Linked DNA regions of Homo sapiens: region 2 is linked to region 1. A link is an interaction called in ENCODE POLR2A ChIA-PET data of the cell type or tissue named here. Cell type or tissue: MCF 10A. All regions are shown on one strand. Each heading gives the region's core, and the rest is flanking DNA. Links, peaks and the distances in the headings are about the cores only.

Region 1 (3,359 bases), core at 860-3,359:
GGAGGAGGAAGAGGTGTTTCTTTTACCTTACTATGGGTAGAGTAGGGGGAGGGAGTTGGGATGAATTTTTATGAAATCCTAGAACCTTTCCATGGGGTGGGTTTTTTTGTGGGGTTGGAGAACGACAAATGAGAGTGAGACAAACGAATTACAAGTAATAGTGTGTAGGTTATCATAGACTGTCCTGGCGGTCTTGGGGTAGCAGAAGAAAGAGAACTGGTAGAGCATTGAATAGGGATAGGAGTGTTCTGGTTGTAATTGTTTTTTTGTGTTAGTGGGAAGAAGGGATGGGACCAACCAGACTGATTTGGGAATGGGTTAGATTTGTAATAGGGCAGGTAAGTTCACACTGGAGAAGCCCATGAGTTACTCGCATTTGCCCACAAGTGGAGTAAGTCACATACCAATACCAGATGCCTGGAAGTTTCTGGTGACATTTGCAGTTTTGACATTCTATTTCTTTTTTTCTTTTTTTTGAAATGGAGTTTCGCTCTTGTTGTCCAGGCTGGAGTGCAATGGCGCGATCTCGGCTCACCACAACTTCTGCCTCCCGGGTTCAAGCGATTCTCCTGCCCCAGCCTTCCGAGTAGCTGGGATTACAGGCATGTGCCACCATGCTCAGCTAATTTTGTATTTTTAGTAGAGACGAGGTTTCTCCATGTTGGTCAGGCCAGTCTCAAACTCCCAACCTCAGGTGATGCACCACCATGCCCAGCTAATTTTGTATTTTTTAGTAGAGATGGAGTTTCTCCATGTTGGTCAGGCTGGTCTCGAACTCCCGACCTCAGGTGATCCGCCTGCCTCGGCCTCCCAAAGTGCTGGGTGTGAGCCACCATACCTGGCCCTAAAGTTTTGCCATTCTTGTCTCTCATCTGTCTGTGCTGGGAACCCATCATTCTCTGGTTCTATTGGTGTATCGTGTCCTAGGTGCTGGCACTTTCATGTGCTATAAAGTGTTTCATTTGATTATTAAATTTAACCCAGCTCAATATGTCAGTAAGTTAGTTTCCACTTAACATTCCCTTGACTGCATGCTGGAATTTGTAGTATGAATGAACTACTTCTCTTCCATGCAGAAACTGACAGCATTTGAGATTTGGACAACATTTTTGAGCTTTGTGCATTTGTTGATTCCTTCTCTAGGAAAACTATTCTGTCCGTGAAGGGAGAGAGGGACATGGGAAGATGTCTAAATTGGTCACCTCCACTAAGAACTTTGGTTTTCTACTCAGAACTCTTTTTTTTTTTTGAGATGGAGTCTCACTCTGTTGCCCAGGCTGGAGTGCAGTGGCGCGATCTTGGCTCACTGCAACCTCCATCTCCCGGGTTCAAGACTACAGGCGCTTGCCACCACACTCGGCTAATTTTTCATATTTTTAGTAAAGGCAGGGTTTCACCGTGTTGGCCAGGATGGCCTTGATCTCCTGACCTTGTGATCCGCCTGCCTTGGCCTCCCAAAGTGCTGGGATTACAGGCGTGAGCCACCGCGCCCGGCCTCAAAACTCTAACTGTTACTCCTTAAGGACTTGTATGTCTTTCCCAGTAAACAGAATCATTAAATGACATATAGGACAGTGTACCACACTGGAGAGAGTATGGACCCTAGAGTGAGGTCAGACTAGGGTGTTTCTTCTCCTGCCCACAGGGCGTGTAACCACTGATAACTCACCTGGCTTCTCTGAGCCTCAGTTTCCTCATCTCTAAAACAGAAAAGATAATACCTACCTTACAGAGTTGTGTGAATGTTACAAAAGGTAAAGTACACGAGGTTCCTAGCACATTGCCTTTCATTCTGCTGCTTTGGAATGCCTTTGGTGACCCTGGGGTATTTGTGGCAGTGTTTGGGTTTCTGGGTTCCTGGCTCCTCTACCTCCGTGGTAGCCTTTCCTTCCTCAGGGGTCGGGGAGAGGAAGAAGCTTCCACTAGTTTTCCTACAGGAACCTCTGGAGGTAGCAGGTTGATTTTTGCAGTGGAATTTGTGTTTTTGTGCAACACAAACCTTTTCCTGAGCACCAAGGCAGCACTTATTTGCAAAGCCCCATAAGCCTGACTCCTTTTTAGAGATCCCCTAGCAGAGTTTATGGTGGTCACACAGAGCTGCTTTTTAGATGCATTTGCGGGAACTGGGAAATGAGCCTTCAACTTGTACTTGACTTGTACTTGTTCTCCTGCTGTGTGAGCTCAAGGAGCCTGACTCATGCCACTTCCTGCACTTCCTCCTGACCTCCACAGGAGGGAGGCAGGCGTCCATGCCTGGCAAAGCCTCCTGCTGAGCTGCCAAAGCTCTAGCTGTTTGCTCAGCTGTCACATCCAGGTCCTGTCTTTACTGAACTGTCTACACAGCCTTACCTGGGGTGTGAGGCTCTCCAAGGCTTCCTGTTAGCTTTTTTGTTTGGGGTGGCAGGGTGAGGGGGATCTATTGCCACCCTCGAAGAACATCTTTCCCTTGCTTTTTAGGGAGCTTTTCGGCGCTCCCATTTATTCCTTATACAGGCTCAGTTTTGTCTAGTGTATAGGGACAGCATTTCTGAGAGAAAGCTTATTCATTTCTCAAGAGTAAAGATCTGTTAAGAATATGGGATCAGAGTCCCACTGAGAATGATAGTAAAGGGGATGGGGGCGTTGGAAGGCCTTGAATTTGAAGCAAAGGAAATTACCCTTTCTCTGTTTTCTGACTCAAGGTTAGTCTCTCCCTCTGTTCAACTGCCAGGCCAGCCCAGGCCTTTGCAGAGTTATCACAGAAAAAGAGCATGTAGAGAATCAGTGAGTTGCAAATTTCTGCAGAAAATAGACCAAAGAGCTAGCTGCTCTGATGAGTATTGCTGATAGCTTAAAAAAATAGCTTCTGAAGGTTTATAATGTACAGTGAAAAATGATTCCCTTTTCAGTCCTGTGTATCCCTTTTACCAGGGCTTTGGGTTTCAGGAGAAAGTAGGAAATCTTGTCCAGTTGTCTCCCAGGGGCGCCCTGCAGGGAAGGGAGCTGTACACGAGACAATGCTGATGTCGGCAGTGTCTGAGAACCTTACCCTTCCTGAGACAGATTCTGGGAGTGGGTGTAGGATGTGTTTAGAAGAGGGCTGGTAGGGGTGGGCGTTGGAGCAGAAGGGTCAGGAAGCAGGGGGTGGAGCTGGACCACAGGGGTGGGCAAGGTGGGTGGAAGAGGGAAGAGCGTATACTGTCCAGTAGGAGGATGGGTTGGGGAAGGAGAATATCCAGGCTGGAGGTTGGGTGGCAGGGAGCCTGTGTCTGATGTTCCTGAGGAAATGTCCGGGGCTCCTAGGGTCCTGCGTGAGGGTCCAGGAAAGAGTCCACGAGTTCCATTCAAGAGTTCGTGTATCCTGTTCAGGTATCCGGGGA
Region 2 (17,386 bases), core at 6,863-9,362, 55 kb after region 1:
TTGGATTTTAATGAAACCATCTCTCCTCTTTTACCTGAATGAAAGCAGACATGGGACTTTCTACAGGTACGGCAGCCTCACAATTCAGTGCTGGACTTCCAGCCAAGACGGCAGAGTGGGCTCACGCTGTGGCCTCCTCTCTCTGTTCCAAACACACAGCAATCAGGAATAAAATAGAAAAAATGATAAACAAAAGGACATAGTTGGGCCCCAACCAAAATGGCTATCTCTGTGTACCACAAGCAGATCAGAAATGCAAATTGGTGACTGGGGCCAGGGGCCTGCTGGCCTCGGGGTCTGGAAACAGCAGTAGCTGCCAGACACAGAGCTCCTGGTAAGGGAGTTAAAGTGCTCCATGCTACAAAGGGGCCAACAGCCAGGTGTCTGGAAGCCAGGGCTCGGGGAAGGTTCCCTCTGCTTGTGAAAAGAATCGGGGGTGGCGGGGATGGAGTGAGGAAGCCAGCTGTCCACAAATAGCTTGGGGCTTGAGTTGTGGGAAGATGAGGACAGACTCTTGACTAGATGCTGAGCCAAGCCACCCTCTGGCTACGTGCTTGTAGCTGTGGTGTCCTCATGCCACAACAGAGTAGAGCCCTGCAATGCTATTGTAAGACCTCAACTGGGCCTGAGGTCCTAGCTCAGGATAGTTAGAGACAGAGTGAAAAACAGATGTAAAAACAAGGTGGAAAACCCTCCAACTCACTGTAAAGTTGTAAGCCAAAATAGATGAGAAACAATGGTAAGAAAAACAGTCAACAAGGCCGGGCGTGGTGGCTCGTGCCTGTAATCCCAGCACTTTGGGAGGTGAAGGTGGGAGGATCACCTGGGGTCAGGAGTTCAAGACCAGCCTGGCCAACATAGTGAAATCCCATCTTTAGAAAAAAAAAAAAGCAAGAAAGAAAAGCAGTCAACAGAATCACCATGTGGAATATGAGTTCACTGCAGATTAAATTAATTTTGTGAAAGTCTTACAAAGAATTAAAAATGTTTAGGATGCCAAAAATGGCAAATGAAGGCTTAATATCCATTGGAAATTAACAAGACATAAATGAAGGCAGATCAAAATGAAACTAGAACAAGTAGATGTGAAAAGAATCAATTAGAAATCTTAGAAATAGAAAGTTTGTTCATTAAAAGAAAGCTCAGTAGACAGAATAAATGATGCAAAAAGAGAATTATTGAGTTAGAAGACATTACTTAGGAATTAACATGAATACAATACACAAAGATTAAAAAATATAAAAGCAGTTATGAGATATGAAGGACAGCTTGCATGAAGGGCTATGTATGTCTAATAGGAGTTTCAGAGGAAGAGAATAAAGGGAATGGCAGTGAAAAATACATGAGGAAATAGTAGCTGAGAAATTTCCTTGGGGAAATTGCAGAACATCAAGGGCAAAGAGAATAAAACCTTACCATGGACCTGAGAAAAAGACAGATTACTTAAAAAGTAATTTCTGGACCTCAGCAAAGACTGAGGCTGGGGATGAGGGGGTAGTATCTTCAAAGTGCCAATTGGATTTTTATGCCCAGCTAACTTACAGTGGAAATTTAAGACAAAAGGGGCGTTTCGATACATGTAAAGTGCAGCCCCTCATTTAAAGAATTATTATAGGTTATACACTTCAGGAAGAAAAATGAACCAGAAAAAAAGGGGAGAGCACATGAAACACTGTTAAGCATAGAAATAGATAAAACATGTTGATAAATTTAAATGAGTGTTGACTACAACAGAAACTCCTTTATTTTTTATTTATTTATTTTTGAGACCGAGTCTCTGTCACCCAGGCTGGTGTGCAGTTTTGTGATCTCGGCTCACTGCAACCTCTGCCTCCCGAGTTCAAGCAATTCTCATGCCTTGGCCTCCTGAGTGGCTGGGACAGGCCTGGCTAATTTTTGCTTTTTTTTTTTTTGTTTTTTTGAGACGATGTCTTGCTCTGTCTCCAGGCAGGAGTGCAGTGGTGCTATCTCGGCTCACTGCAACCTCCGCCTCCTGGGTTCAAGGAATTCTCCTGTCTCAGCCTCCCGAGTAGCTGGGACTATAGGCACGCACCACCATGCCCAGCTAATTTTTGTATTTTTAGTATAGACGGGGTTTCACCATGTTGGCCAGGATGGTCTCAAACTCCTGACCTCGTGATCCGCCCGCCTTGGCCTCCCAAAGTGCTGGCATTACAGGCGTGAGCCACAGTGCCTGGCCTAATTTTTGCATTTTTAGTAGAGATGGGGTTTCACCATGTTTGTCAGGCTGTTCTTGAACTTCTGACCTCAGGTGATCCACCCTCCTCGGCCTCCCAAAGTGCTGGGATTTACAGGCATGAGCCACCATGACTGGCCAAAAACTCATTTAAACTTCTCATTTTTATTAAAGATATACATATTCATGTTTTTTTAGAACTCAAATAACTCTGCAGGGCTTATGTGGGAGCCAGCTTCTGGTCTGGCCCCAGTGATCCTCACCTCCTGGTGCTCATGCCCTTGTGTCACACCTTTCCACAATGAATAGGGCTGATCTGTGTAACCGGTAGGGTGGTGCAGAAAATAATGGTGTGTGACATCTCAGCTTAAGTGATGACAGACATTGCAGCTTCCACCTGTTTATTATTGTTATTATTGTTATTATTTTTGAGATAGGATCTCACTCTGTCGCCCAGGCTGGAGTGCAGTGGCACAATCGTGGCTCACTGCAGCCTTGACCTCCTGGGTGCAAGCGATCCTCCTGCCTCAGCCACCTGAGTAGCTGGGACTAGAGGTATGTGTCACCACTCCCAGCATATTTTATTGTTGTTTCAATCAGTTATTGTTATTTCAATAGTAATAGAGAACTGATACACTCACTTATGAACATAAATACAAAAGTCATAAATAAAATATGAGCAAAATGAATTAACTAGCCTATTTTTAGAGTTTAATACTAGAATGTAAGAATGTTTAACTTAATTTATGAATACTACTCACCATATTAAAAAATTAAAGGAGAAAATATTGATCATCTTAATAGATGCAGAAAATTCATGTGATAAAAAATTATATCCATTCATGGTAAAACTTAACCAAATTTGGAATAAAAGGAAGCTTTTTGAACATGATAAGGGTTATCTACCAAAAATCACCAGCAAACAAACTCAAATGGCACAAATCTTTTTTTTTTTTTTTTTTTTGAGATGTAGTCTTGCTCTGTCGCCCAGGCTGGAGTGCAGTGGTGCCATCTCAGCTCACTGTAACTTTTGCCTCCTGGGTTCAAGTGATTCTCCTGCCTCAGCCTCCTGAGTAGCTGAGACCACAGGCACCCACCACCAAACCTGGCTAGTTTTTGTATTTTTAGTAGAGATGGGGTTTCACCACATTGGCCAGGCTGGTCTTGAACTCCTGACCTCAGGTGATCTGCCTGCCTTGGCCTTCTGAAGTGCTGGGATTACAGGTGTGAGCCACCACGCCCAGCCCAGAAGCATTCTTTTAAACTCAGGAGTAAAACAAGGATGGCTGTTCTCATCACGTCTTTTCCACATTGGAGAACCTAGCCTATGCAATAATATAAGAAAAATGGTATAAGAATTGGAAAGGAAGAAATCCAAATGTGGCTAACCTCAAAAACATAAAGTTGAGCAAAAAATCACTTTGTATCACTTTGTAAAATGACATACAGAATGTGATACATTTTATATATAGTTTGAAAACGTAATGGGTATGTAGTTACATATATTTTATATAGTATAAACATACAGGAGAAAGATAAATGTCAGAATTCCATAGAGCTGGGTGTTGGGTGCTTGGGTGTCAGATATGTTAGTGTCTTTACTTTTTTGTTTGAAATATTGTAAAAGGAATAACAATCCAGATTTATGTAACTTAGTTAAGAAAGAATGGCCTCTGAGCTCCTTGTGTGTGCAAATTTCATGATTCTAGGGTTCTTGACATCCCTGTCCTGCTATATTGTGAACTCCCTGACCTTAGGGGCATTGTCTTTTTTTGCTCTTTATATTTCTAGGGCCTAGCATGGTATAGATGTTCAACCTGTGTTTGTTGACTGACTGAGTGAATGGAGAAAGAGGGAAATGCAAAAGAAAGAAGGAAAGGAGGAGGATGGATATGAACTCTGAGACAATTCTTTGACTGCCTGCATCTGACATGGACTTGTATGGAAAGAAGCAGATGGGTTTAAGCAAAGGTAGGGAAATTAGCTCAGCTGGACTTCAGGCATGATTAGAGGAAGAAGTCCAGGATGTTTTGTGAGCCTCCCAGTAGAAGGATGGCGTTGATGGCATCACCATCTAGGTAGGGAGCCCAGAAGGACATGCACGTTTAGGAGGATAAGTGCAGTCTAATTTTAGACAGGGCTGTGAGACCTCCAGGTGTAAACATCCAGCTTGTACTAGGATATGTGGGTCTAGTGCTTGCGAGAGAAGCTGGGGCTAGAAATGGAAACTCTATTGTTATAGGAGAAAGGTGATAAGTAGCATGGTAATCCATAAGCTTCTCCAGGGAGAGTGGGGAGGATGAGGAGAGGAGGAGGCTGCTGACAGAGTCGTGGGGAGCATCAACATGTAAGGACTGGGCAGAGGGAAATAACTCAGGTGAGGAGGCTGAGATGAGAATCCAAAGAAGTAGGAGAAGAACAGGAGAGGCAAGGAAAGAAAGCTTCAGGAGAGAGTGAGTTCAGTGGGGTCAGATAAGGAAAAAAGATCAAGAAATATAAAAACTGAAGTGTCCTTTGAATTTGGCAAATGGCGGTCACTTGTGGCCTTTGCTGGAAGAGTTTCATTAGAGAAGTGGGAGGAGAAACAGGTTGTGCTGTGTCATCAGTGGTGGTGAGCTAAATCCAAGTAAATGTGCTAGACTGAATCTCGAAACCCACTTTTTTTCAGATGCCTAGCCTTGAGGGGTGGAGACAGGTTGGCCGATGAGATCATGGGGTGGATTTGGGGGATAGGAAATAGTTGACTCAATAAACTAAGAGAAGGAATCTGAAGACAGATTTAATTGTGGGAGAGGCCAGGTATGGTGGCTCATGCCTGTAATCCCAGCACTTTGTGAGGCCAAACCAGGAGAATCACTTGAGGCCAGGAGTTTGGGACCAACCTGGGCAACACAGTGAGACCCCTATCTCTAAAAAAAAAAAAAATTGTGGGAGAAAGGGGAGATAATGGATGAATAAGGTTTTGGAGGAAATGGAAGAATGTACAAATACCAGCAATACTGATTAGTCCTGCTAATACTGGTGCTAGCAAACACTTACAGAGCCCCTTCTATGTGCTGAGAGCTTTTCTAAGTACTTAACATACATTTGGCTCATTTAATCTTTTTTTTTTTTGAGACAGAATCTTGCTCTGTTGCCCAGACTGGAGTGCAGTGGTTCAATCTCAGCTCACTGCAACCTCTGCCTCCAAGGTCAAGGGATTCTTGTGCCTCAGCCTCCTGAGTAGCTGGGATTACAGGTGCCTGCCACCATGCCTGGCTAATTTTTGTATTATTATTAATTTTTTTTTGAGACAGAGGCTTCACTCTTGTTGCCCAGACTGGAGTGCAATGGTGCCATCTCAGCTCACCACAACCTCTGCCTCCTGGGTTCAAGTGATTCTCCCGCTTCAGCTTCCCAAGTAGCTGAGATTACAGGCATGTGCCACCACGCCCAACTGATATTGTATTTTTAGTAGAGACAGGGTTTCTCCATGTTGGTCAGGCTGGTCTCGAACTCCCGACCTCAGGTGATCTGCCCACCTTGGCCTCCGAAAGTGCTGGGATTACAGGCGTGAGCCACCGCGCCCGGCTTAATTTTTGTATGTTTAGTAGAGACAGGGTTTCACTATGTTGGCCAGGCTGGTCTCAAACTCCTGACCTCAAGCAATCTACCTGCCTCAGCCTCCCAAAGTGCTGGAATTACAGGCGTGAGCCACAGCACCCAGCCTCATTTATTCTTTCTAACAATCCTATGAGGTAGGTGCTGTAATCACCTAATTTTACAGTTGAGGAAACAGAGGCACTGAGAAGTGAAGTAATTACCATCATTACCATGTATTGAGCTCTTTCTCTTTTCTTTTTCTTTTTTTTTTTTGAGATGAAGTCTCACCCTGTCACCCAGGCTGGAGTGCAGTGGTGTGATCTTGGCTCACTGCAGCCTCTGCCTCCCGGGTTCAAGCGATTCTCCTGCCTCAGCTTCCCAAGTAGCTGGGACTACAGGTGCACACCACCATGCCCGGCTAATTTTTGTATTTTTTTTTAGTAGAGATGGGGTTTCACCATGTTGGCCAGGCTGGTCTTGAACTCCTGACCTCAGGTGATCTGCCCACCTCGGCCTCCCAAAGTGCTGGGATTACAGGCATGAGCCACTGTGCCCAGCCGAGCTCTTTGTATTGATAAGGTACTACATGAAGAATTCACAAGTCTTACTCCTGACAACTCTGCGATGTATTCGGAGATGAGTTTTACATAGCAGGTAGAGCAAGGACACGGTGAGAGGCAGTGAGAACACAGATGGAGAGTTTGCCTCAGGCTCTGATTCTAGAGGGAGGGATGGATGTGGGTTCAGAGACGGTTGTGGACTTCAGGGAGGGAGGGGGAGAAAGCAGTAGGAATTTGAGGCAGTTCAGGGCAATGGGTTTGATTTCTTTGGTAACGTAGAGAAGGAACACATTTATTGTAGAAAACACAGGTAGTGATAAAAGAAAACAAGAGTATTTTAATATCAATCCCTTGTCACAACCACTCTTAACATTTTGCTGTGTTTCTTTCCAGAACTTTTTTTTTTCCGAGATAGAGTCTTGCTCTGTCTTACCCACGCTGGAGTGCAGTGGCAAGATCCTGGCTCACTGAAGCCTCCACCTCCCCAGTTCAAGCGATTCTCCTGTCTCAGACTCCCGAGTAGCTGGGATTACAGGCACGTGCCACCACACGGGCTAATTTTGTATTTTTAGTAGAGATGGGGTTTCACAATGTTGGACAGGCTGGTCTCGAACTGCTGACCTCAGGTGATCCACCCGCCTTGGCTTCCCAAAGTTCTGGGATTACAGGCACGAGCCACCATGCCAGGCCTCTTTCCAGAACTTTCTTTAAGAATCCATATGCAAGTGTATATGCATAACAGAGAGAGGTCAGTCCTTCCTTCTGATGGAGAGGTTAAGAGTCAAAATAAACAGACCCAGAAGCTGGGGGTGGGGTGGGAGTAGGGCCTCCTGGCATCACTGAGGGGAGCATGTAGCAGATGGGTGCCCAGTGAGTGGCCCAGTTGTCTGAGGAAAATGGTGTGGGGTATGAAGACTCCCTTTGTGTTTAGAGCATGTAGAAGACCAGCCCGCAGGTCCCTGAGAGAGGATATAGGAGAGATGGAGGTGAGTGGCTATGACTGCAAGAAGGGGAAGGGGCTGGACTTTGTCCTGCCCCCATACCTGTGGGTCAGCCTTGGGACCCTCTTTGACCCTTCGAAGAACCCACAGGAATCGATGGAGCCAAGCACCCAGGCTGCGCCTTTACCTTTCAGGCCTGTTCTCCAGAAGCAAGATCACTGCTTTGATGAAGATGGGCTCCTGCTGTCCAGGCCCTTCACTTAATAATGTATTGTAAATCTTAATAATGTATTGTAAATCTTAATAATGTATTGTAAATCTTGTAAATCTTTTTCCATTTCATTCAGTGTTTGCTGCGCATCAGGATGTTTGGTGGACATTCCATTGTGGATGGACCCTGGCTTCTTGCCCAACCGCTTATGTTGGAAATGCCCACCAGACTGGACCTCCCTGGAGACCAAACGCAGCCCATCTTGGGAGCTGGCCAGTGCCACATCCTCCCCCTCTTGCAGGGACCAGCTGAGTCAGTTGCTCCATCTCGCACCTCTCAACACCTTCCTGTGTGGCACTGGACCACCTGTGGAAGCCCTGGCATGCCTTGCTACCATAGCTCGCAGAAGTTATGGAGAAAAGGAGGCCCACACAGACTGAGAAAACACCAAGGCGAGGGCATGGCTGGGATCCCAGCGCAGGATCCCCGTTCTTCTGCAGTCACAGTCTTGGCTGAACTGAGCCCTTTCCTCCCAGTGTTTGGCTTGGATGCTAGACCAGGTGAGTCAGCCGTCCTGGCGCACTCTTTTGAGCTGAAAGTCACATCCAGATGGGGCTCTTGCCAGAAGGGCAGAATTATCGATCTCGTCTTCCCAGCCCGCTCTCTGAAACTAGGTCCCAGAACGTGTCCTGTGGGGAAGTGGGCAATGACAAGCCATAGGAGCTGACATAGATCAGCTCTAAGTAGCACGGAGCCTCTCATAGTCACCCAGGGTCTGGGCCCTCAAGCGAGAGACACACTTCTCTATGTGTCCTCAGATTCTTGGGCTTGAGCATGCACCTCCCAGAGGATGCCAGATAGACCTGGTTGGAATCCCAGCTTCATCACTGGCCAGTTGGGTGACCTTGGCCTTACCTCTCTGGGCCCTCAGAGATGAATTATTCTCATCTTAAAAATGGAAAATGTTGTCTGAGCTTATGAAGATAAAAAGGTCAATGCATATAAATAGAATAATAGGGCCTTAAAATTTCCACTAGACACTAATATGCACCATAGATGTGAAGATCCAAAGTGAGAGCCCGAGTCACCTTATGGAAGATTTTCTATGGAAATGCCAAAAAATCTGATCCAAGACTTTGAAACCCCTTTCCCACTTTGAGACACTGAAAATGTAGACAGACAGGTGATGGGAGGATGTTGTATGGCGGACGTCCTTGAAGAAAGCTGTGCTGTGAGTCCCATCCTGGGGACAGGTGAGCTCCTGCTCCCTTACCTCACACTTGGTAAGGGTGAGTGTCTGTGGGGCAGCTTCTTTAAGAGTCTAACATGAGGCCAGGTGTGGTGGCTCACACCTGTAATCCTAGCACTTTGGGAGGCCAAGCCGGGCAGATCATGAGGTCAGGAGTTCGAGACCAGCCTGGCCAACATGGTGAAACCCCATCGGTACTAAAAATACAAAAATTAGCTAGGTGCGGTGGCACACGCCTGTAATCCCAGCACTTTGGGAGGCCAAGCCAGGCGGATCATGAGGTCAGGAATTCTAGACCAGCCTGGCCAACATGGTGAAACCCCATCTCTACTAAAAATAAAAAAATCAGCTGGGCATGGTGGCAGGCACCTGTAATCCCAGCTACTCGGGAGGCTGAGGCAGGAGAATCACTTGAACCCAGGAGGCGGAGGTTGCAGTGAGCTGAGATTGCGCCACTGCACTCCAGCCCGGATGACAGAGTGAGACTCCGTCTCAAAAAAGAAAAAGAAAAAACAGAGCCTAACATGAGACCCCTACAACTGGGGAGCGGGGTGGCCTGGGGTCTAGTTTCACCTGGGAAATCTGGAAGGTGACAGGAGGGCTCACCAGCTGCTCTGGTGGGGCTGCTGCCACCTCACTGGGACCAGCCTGCACCCTCAGAGTTTTTTCTGGGGTAGGGAGGCAGGAGAGTTTCTTCTGAACAGACGTAGGTCCTGTGGCAGAGAGAGCCTGCAAGGACTCCCTGTCTTGAGTCTATGTAGAGGGATCCTAGCGGGAGAAGGTTGGAACTGAATGCCCATGGGCTGAGGATGGGGTCTCAGATGACCACCCGAAATGAGATTGGACTTGAGACACATCCATAGATAAAAGAGGATTTTGGGAGAAAGGCTGAGGCGGCACTCAGCCGGTAACTTGAGTGGAGGGGGTGTAAAATCACTCCATGAAAAAGAGGCAAAATTTAACATCTGCCTGCCAAGACAGTCTGAAGCCAATTCTATGGTAACTGGCTCGGGGAGGCCAAGTGGAACGAGAGAGAAGACAAAGCCCTCTCCATTGTGTCCACTGGAGGTTCCCAGCTGGCCAGGCACAAGCTGGGGGAAGAGAGAAGGATGTAAGGTAAAAATAAGCTCAGAGTTTTGATGAATACCTCACATTAAAGTTCCAATTTCTGGCTTGAGACTGCGTTTGCAACTAAAAGCAACCACAGACTATTCTAAGCATGAGCAGAAAAATCTCAGGCCTGCTGAAATTGGCATCCAGGCTGGGGAGGGTGTCCTATTCTGAATAATTATGGTGCAAAGAAATAGCACACTGGTTACTTAAGGCTCAGCAGCTTGGCAGCTGGGACACGCACAGCAATAGCTCTTTGTTTCACTGCCCCAGTCACCTGATGGTCTTTGGTTCACAGACTACTCTTTCTCTAGCTCATAGATTATTCCTTGAAGGATGTTTGTCTGAATATCAAGGTCAAGTTCTCTTAGCAAACGCCACTTCTTACCACTGATTATCTTGAGCCTAATTTCCCTAGAAGTCAGATGGGCCGGGTGTGGTGGCTCACACCTGTAATCCCAGCACTTTGGGAGGCTGAGGCGGGCAGATCACCTGAGGTCAGGAGCTCAAGACCAGCCTGGCCAACATGGTGAAACCCTGTCCCTACTAAAAATACAAAAATTAGCCATGGCAGTGGGAGCCTGTAATCCTAGCTACTCAGGAGGCTGAGGCAGGAGAATCACTTGAACCCGGGAGGCGGAGGTTGTTGTGAGCCAAGATCGCGCCATTGCACTCCAGCCTGGGCAACAGAGCAAAACTCCGTCTCAAAAACAAAAACAAAGAAGTCAGATAACCTCCCTGATGGATACTATCCTGAGAGAGAGAAGAACATGCCATGTTTTTTTCTCTGTTCCAGACAGCGGCAGTGCTACCCAAGAATCAGGCCAGGAGATGGAACCAGGCAGGCTGGCTTCTGCCTCTTAGAAGTCATGTGGCCCCATGGACAGACTTAAGCTCTCTGCCCTACTAGCTGGTCATCTGTAAAACAGTTGATAGTAATAATGTGTATCTCATAGGGTTAAGAGTATGTAATAAAATTATCTATTAGGTTCAACCCTAGAAATCCCTAACATTCAACCATTTTTTACTCTACAAAAATAGCAGTTTCTAATGATTCATCCAAATATGTAAACAATGCTTTGCAACCTCTCCATTGCTAGTTATTGTGTTAGACAAAACAAAACAGCAGTAACAACAAAATGTTTCCATCCGTGCTCCGAATAATGAGTCTCCAGAATTCTGTTTCCAGGAATGTCTCAAGGAGCCTGGTGAGTTGTAAAGCAGCCACGATCGACAGCTCAAGACCTGTGAATGCTCAAGACCTTCCTGGTTTCCTTGCTAGATTTTCCCAGTGCCCAGAGAGCTCACTGTCTCTCTTCTGGGCCTCACTGCAAAAACAAGCACAACCTGTGCCTCAAACACAAAAAACTCTCAATCATATTCTGAAATTTCACTACACTGCATCTCAATGGATGTTTATTGCATTCATCCTGCTTAACATCAAGTGCACCCTCTCAATTCTAAAGACTCGCATTTTTCTTTGGGTTTGAGAAATATTCATTTATTCTTTTTGTTTTTTGAGAATGGGTCTCACTCTGTCACCCAGGCTGGAGTGCAGTGGCGCCATCATGGGTCACTGCAGCCTCAACCTCCCAGGCTCAAGCAATCCTCCCACCTCAGCCTCCCAAGTAGCTGGGATTACAGGCACAAGCCACCACACCCAGCGTTTTGTTTTTTTTTTGTAGAAATGAGGTCTTGCTGTGTTGCCCAGGCTTGTCTTGAACTTCTGGCCTCAAGGGATTCTCCTTTCTTGGCTTCCCAAAGTGTTGGGATCACAGCCTTGAGCCAGCACGCCTGGCCTATTCATCTATTCTTTAAAAACTATATCACTCGGGCCAGGCGTGGTGGCTCACGCCTGTAATCCCAGCACTTTGGGAGGCTGAGGCGGATGGATCATGAGGTCAGGAGATCGAGACTAACACGGTGAAACCCCATCTTTACTAAAAATACAAAAAATTAGCTGGACGTGGTGGTGGGCGCCTGTAGTCTCAGCTACTCGGGAGGCTGAAGCAAGAGAATGGCGTGAACCTGGGAGGCGGAGCTTGTGGTGATCTGAGATGGGGCCACTGCACTCCAGCCTGGGTGACAGAGCAAGACTCTGTCTCAAAAAAAAAAAAAAAATGTGTGTGTATATATATATACACATTATATATATATACATTATATATATATACATTATATATATATATACACATTATATATATATATGGCTTGTCAGGTTGATAAATTTGACTATATAAAAATTAAAAACTTGTGTATGAGAAAAGACTATATAAATGCAATAGAAAAAAGAGTTAAAGAGGAAGTTCACAGAAAAAGTGTCCCAAATGTCTAATAGACCGTGAAGGATAATCAGCCTTAGCAGAAATCAGGGTCATGCAAATTAAAATTATAGTGAGGTATAATTTCTCACCTATGAAATTGGAAAAGCTAAAAAGTCTGAAAATAATAAGTATTGGTGAGGATAAGGAAAATAGGAAGAGCTGTATACTGCTCGTGGAAGTATAAATAGAAGAGTAATTTGGCAGAATCTAGTAAAATAGGAAATGTGCAAATCCTATCATTTTGTAATTTTTCTAGATATACACTTGGAGAAACCTTCATCTATGTGCAGAAGGCAATATGTACTATTATTATATTGTTTCATTGTTTCGTGATGGTAAAAATTTGGAACTACTGCATAAGTCCATCTATAAATAAAGCACTATATAAAAATGTGGTATAGTTAGTTGTACAGTGAAATGTTCTATAGCAGTGTGCAGAAATTAACTGGCTGTTTATAAATGTGGAGAAAGCCAAAACTTATAGTGCTGAGTGAAAATAGCTAGTTGCAGAACCCTACATACAGTATGTTATTACTTAAAGCCACATACAAAGGCATCATATATATTATATACATTCTTATACTGTGTATTGTATTGGAAAAGTATATACAAATTTATGATGGTGGTTGCTGCCCTAAGGGAAAGGGAGGAGATTGGGGTCAGTAAGACCATTAGCCTTGTTTGTAATGTTTTATTTCTTTTAAAACATTAATTGAGCTGGGCACAGTGGTTCATGCCTGTAATCCCAGCACTTTGGGAGGCCAAGGCAGGAGGATCACCTGAGGTCTGGAGTTCGAGACCAGCCTGGCCAACATGGTGAAGCCCTGTCTCTACTAAAAACTCAAAAATTAGCTGGGCATGGTGGTGTGCATCTGTAACCCCAGCTATATGGGAGGCTGAGGCACGAGAATCGCTTGATCCCAGGAGGTGGAGGTTTCAGTGAGCCGAGATCATGCTACCGCACTCCAGCCTGGGTGACAGAGTGAGACTCGGTCTCATGAAAAAAAAAAATTAATTGAAGCACATGTAGTAAAACAATAAATTGTCAGTATTGATTGGTGGTAACATAGTATTATATTATTTGCTGTTCTATTTTGTAACTTTAACATTTAAAAAATTCTATTCTGTTTTCTTCTTCTGGAACATCCATTAGAGGGATGTTGGAACTTCAGAATGTATTTTTCATATCTCTTAAATATATTAATTTATATTTTTCTTTTCTCATGCTGCATTCCAGAAGGGTCTCTCAGCTCAATTTTCCAGCTCAGTAATTCTTTTTATCTAACCTCTTTTTTGTTTTCCTTTTATAATACTGTTTTTATCATATTGTTAAAATAGTCACTGGTCAGTGTTTGTGTTTACAAAACCATTTTTGTTAAGACTTTGTCCCCTCTTTTGTCTGTCTATGTGAAGATGTTAGGAAGAAATGAAGCCGGCCAGGCGCAGTGGCTCACGCCTGTAATCCCAGCACTTTGTGAGGCCGAGGGGGGCAGATCACAAGGTCAGGAGTTTGAGACCATCCTGACCGATATGGTGAAACCCTGTCTCTACTAAAAATACAAAAATTAGCCAGGTGTTGTGGCTCATGCCTGTAATCCCAGCTACTGAGGAGGCTGAGGCAGGAGAATCACTTGAACCTGGGAGGCAGAGGTTGTAGAAAGCCGAGATTGCACCACTGCACTCCAGCCTGGGTGACAGAGTGAGACTCCATCTCAAAAAAAAGAAAGAAATGGTCTACCTCATATATACACACACACACATACACACACACACACACACACACACATAGCTATATGCTTATTAGAATGTCCAAGATAATAATTTAAAAAATGAACAATACAAAGAAATGGTCACAGGAACTCTGAAATACTGCTCAAGGGTATGCAAAATGATATGGTCATTTTTTTTTTAAATTTTACTTTAAGTTCTGGGATACATGTGCAGAACATGCAGGTTTGTTACATAGGTATACATGTGCCATGGTGGTTTGCTGCACCTATCAACCCATCATCTAGGTTTTAAGCCCCACATGCATTAGATATTTGTCCTAATGCTCTCCCTCCCCTTTCCCCCCACCCACCAACAGGCCGTGGTGTGTGATGTTCCCCTCCCTGTGTCCATGTGTTCTCATTGTTCAACTCCCACTTATGAGTGAGAAAATGTGGTGTTTGGTTTTCTGTTCCTGCGTTAGTTTGCTGAAGATGATGGTTTACAGCTTCATCCAGGTCCCTGCAAAGGACATGAGCTCATTCTTTTTTATGGCTGCATAGTATTCCATGGTGTATATGTACCACATTTTCTTTATCCAGTCTATCATTGATGGGCATTTGGGTTGGTTCCAAGTCTTTGCTATTGTAAATAATGCTGCAAAAAAGTATGTGTGCATGTGTCTTTATAGTAGAATGATTCATATTCCTTTGGGTATATACCCAGTAATGGGATTGCTGGGTCAAATGGTATTTCTGGTTCTAGATCCTTGAGGTATTTCCACACTGTCTTCCACAGTGATTGAACTAATTTACACTCCCACCAACAGTGTAAAAGCCTTCCTATTACTTCACATCCTCACCAGCATCTGTTGCTTCCAGACTTTTTAATGATCGCCATTCTAACTGGCATGAGAAGGTATCTCATTGTGGTTTTGATTTGCATTTCTCTAATGACCAGTGATGATGAGCTTTTTTTCATATGTTTGTTGGCCGCATAAATGTCTTCTTTTGAGACGTGTCTGTTCATATCCTTCACCTACATTTTTTTTTTTTGAGATGGAGTTTTTGCTCTTGTCATCCAGGCTGGAGTGCGATGGCATGATCTCGGCTCACTGCAACCTCCGCCTCCCCAGTTCAAGCGATTCTCCTGCCTCAGCCTCCCGAGTAGCTGGGATTACAGGCACCCACCATCATGCCCAGCTAATTTTGTATATTTAGTAGAGACGGGGTTTCTCCATATTGGTCAGGCTGGTCTTGAACTCCCAACCTCAGGTGATCCACCCGCTTCAGCCTCCCAAAGTGTTGGGATTACAGACGTGAGCCACCACGCTGGCCGTCTAACCTCCACCTCCATTTGTTTAAAAAAAATTTGTTTTCTAACCTCCTTCTTTTTAAAAAAAGAAAAAATTTGTCATAGAAGACTTAATATTAGATCTCTCCCCTTAACTAATTTCTAAGTGTGCAGTACCTAACTGTTGACTAGAGATTCGATGTTGCACAGCAGATCTCTAGAGCTTATTCATCTCGCTTGACTGAACCCTGATGCCTACTGGTTAGTAAGTCCCCAGTCCCTGGTAACTGCCATTCCACTCTTAGATTCCATAAATTTCACCATTTTAGACATCTCATATAAGTGGAATCATGCAGTTTGTCCTGTGACAGGATTTTTTTTCACTTAGCCTAATGTCCTCAAGCTTTATCCATTTTGTCACATATTGAAGAATGTCCTTTTTTTTTTTTTTTTTTTTTTTTTTGAGATGGAGTCTCACTCTGTCACCCAGGCTGGAGTGCAGTGGTGTGATCTCGGCTCACTGCAACCTCCGCCTCCAGGTTCAAGTGATTCTTCTGCCTCAGCCTCCTGAGTAGCTTGGACTACAGGCATGCGCCACCACGCCTGGCTAATTTTTGTATTTTTAGTAGAGATGGGGTTTCACCATATTGTCCAGGCTGGTCTCGAACTCCTGACCTCATGATCCACCTGCCTCGGCCTCCCAAAGTGTTGGGATTACAGGCGTGAGCCACTGTGCCCGGCCAGAATGTCCTTCTTTTTAAAGGTTTAATAGTATTTCACTATATGTATATACCACATTCTCCTCATATATTCATCTGTCAATAGACATTAAGGTTGTTTCTACATCTTGCCTATTGTGAATAGTGCTGCAGTGAACGTAAGAGTGCTAATATCTCTTTAAGATCCCGATCTCAATTCCTCTGGGTAAATATCCAGAAGTAGGATGCTGGATTATATGGCGGTTCTAGTTCTAATATTTTGAGAAACCTCCATACTGTTTTTCATAGTGGCTGCACCTGCAACATTTTGCATTACCATCAACTGTGTGCAAGAGTTCTGATTTTTCTACAACCTTACTAACACTTGTCTTTTTATTTTATTTTATTTTATTTTGAGACAGAGTCTCGCTCTGTCACCCAGGCTGGAGTGCAGTAGCATGATCTCGGCTCACTGCAAGCTCCGCCTCCCAGGTTCACACCATTCTCCTGCCTCAGCCTCCCGAGCTGGGACTACAAGCGCCCGCCACCATGCCCAGCTAATTTTTTGTATTTTTAGTAGAGACGGGGTTTCACTGTGTTCGTCAGGATGGTTTCGATCTCCTGACCTCATGATCCGCCCACCTTGGCCTCCCAAAGTGCTGGGATTACAGGCATGAGCCATCACACCCGGCCAACACTTGTCTTTTATGTTTTTGGTAATAGCCATCCTCATAGGTGTGAGGTGATAGCTTATTGCTGTTTTGATTTGCCTTTCCCAGATGATTAGTGATGATTAGTGCTCAATTAGGGATTGAACATTTTTTCATATACTTGTTGGCCATTTATATGTCTTCTTCGTAGAAATGTCTATTCAAATCATTAGCCCATTTTAAAATCAGGTTATTAGTTTTTTCTAAACTATTGAGTTGTAGAAGTTCCCTATATTTTTTATTTTATTATATTTTATTTTTGAGACAGAGTTTCGCTCTTGTCACCCAGGCTGGAATCTCAGCTCACTACAACCTCTGTCTCCTGGGTTCATATGATTCTCCTGCCTCAGACTCCCTGGTAGCTGGGATTACAGGTATGCACCATCACACCTGGCTAATGTTGTATTTTTGGTAGAGATGAGGTTTCACCATGTTAGCCAGGCTGGTCTGGAACTCCTGACCTCAGGTGATCCTCCTGCCTCGGCCTCCCAAAGTGTTGGGATTACAGGCGTGAGCCACCGTGCCTGGCTCCTTATACTTTTTAGAGATTAACCCCTCACCAGTCATATGGTTTGAAAATATTTCCTCTCATTTCATAGGTTGCCTTTCATTCTTGATTCTTTTCTTTGCCATGCAGAAGCTTTTTAGTTTGATGTAGTCCCACTTTTTATATTTGCTTTTGTTGTCTGTGATTTTGGTGTCATATCTGTGAAATCATTGCAAAGATCCATGTCACAAAGATTTTCCTCAGTGTTTTCTTCTAGGAATTTTACAGTTTCCTCTTTCTTTTCTGATCTCACTTAA

What was found. Peaks named below come from ENCODE experiments on the same cell type or tissue, not always from the same donor. Only the 100,000 strongest peaks of a DNase experiment are listed, where the experiment ranks them.
Region 2: POLR2A ChIA-PET joins it to region 1 with 5 read pairs; 7 of 35 experiments call an interaction of 5 or more read pairs at or near these places.

Annotation. Positions count from the first base shown.
Region 1 is chr3:184,369,489-184,372,847 of GRCh38, forward strand. THPO (thrombopoietin) reads right to left here. Exons shown (of 6, transcript NM_000460.4): 6 at 2,447-3,359. The coding sequence ends at 3,025. Among named protein-coding and RNA genes, the nearest start is that of THPO, 7.0 kb to the right of the region's middle. In MCF 10A, for the core only: a CTCF peak has its summit at 2,247 (motif pointing right); a DNase peak (open chromatin) is centred at 2,233.
Region 2 is chr3:184,418,965-184,436,350 of GRCh38, forward strand. LINC02054 (long intergenic non-protein coding RNA 2054) reads left to right here. Exons shown (of 4, transcript NR_161199.1): 2 at 3,989-4,168; 3 at 7,628-8,051. Among named protein-coding and RNA genes, the nearest start is that of LINC02054, 26 kb to the left of the region's middle. In MCF 10A, for the core only: no CTCF peak of the experiment used is centred there; a DNase peak (open chromatin) is centred at 8,037.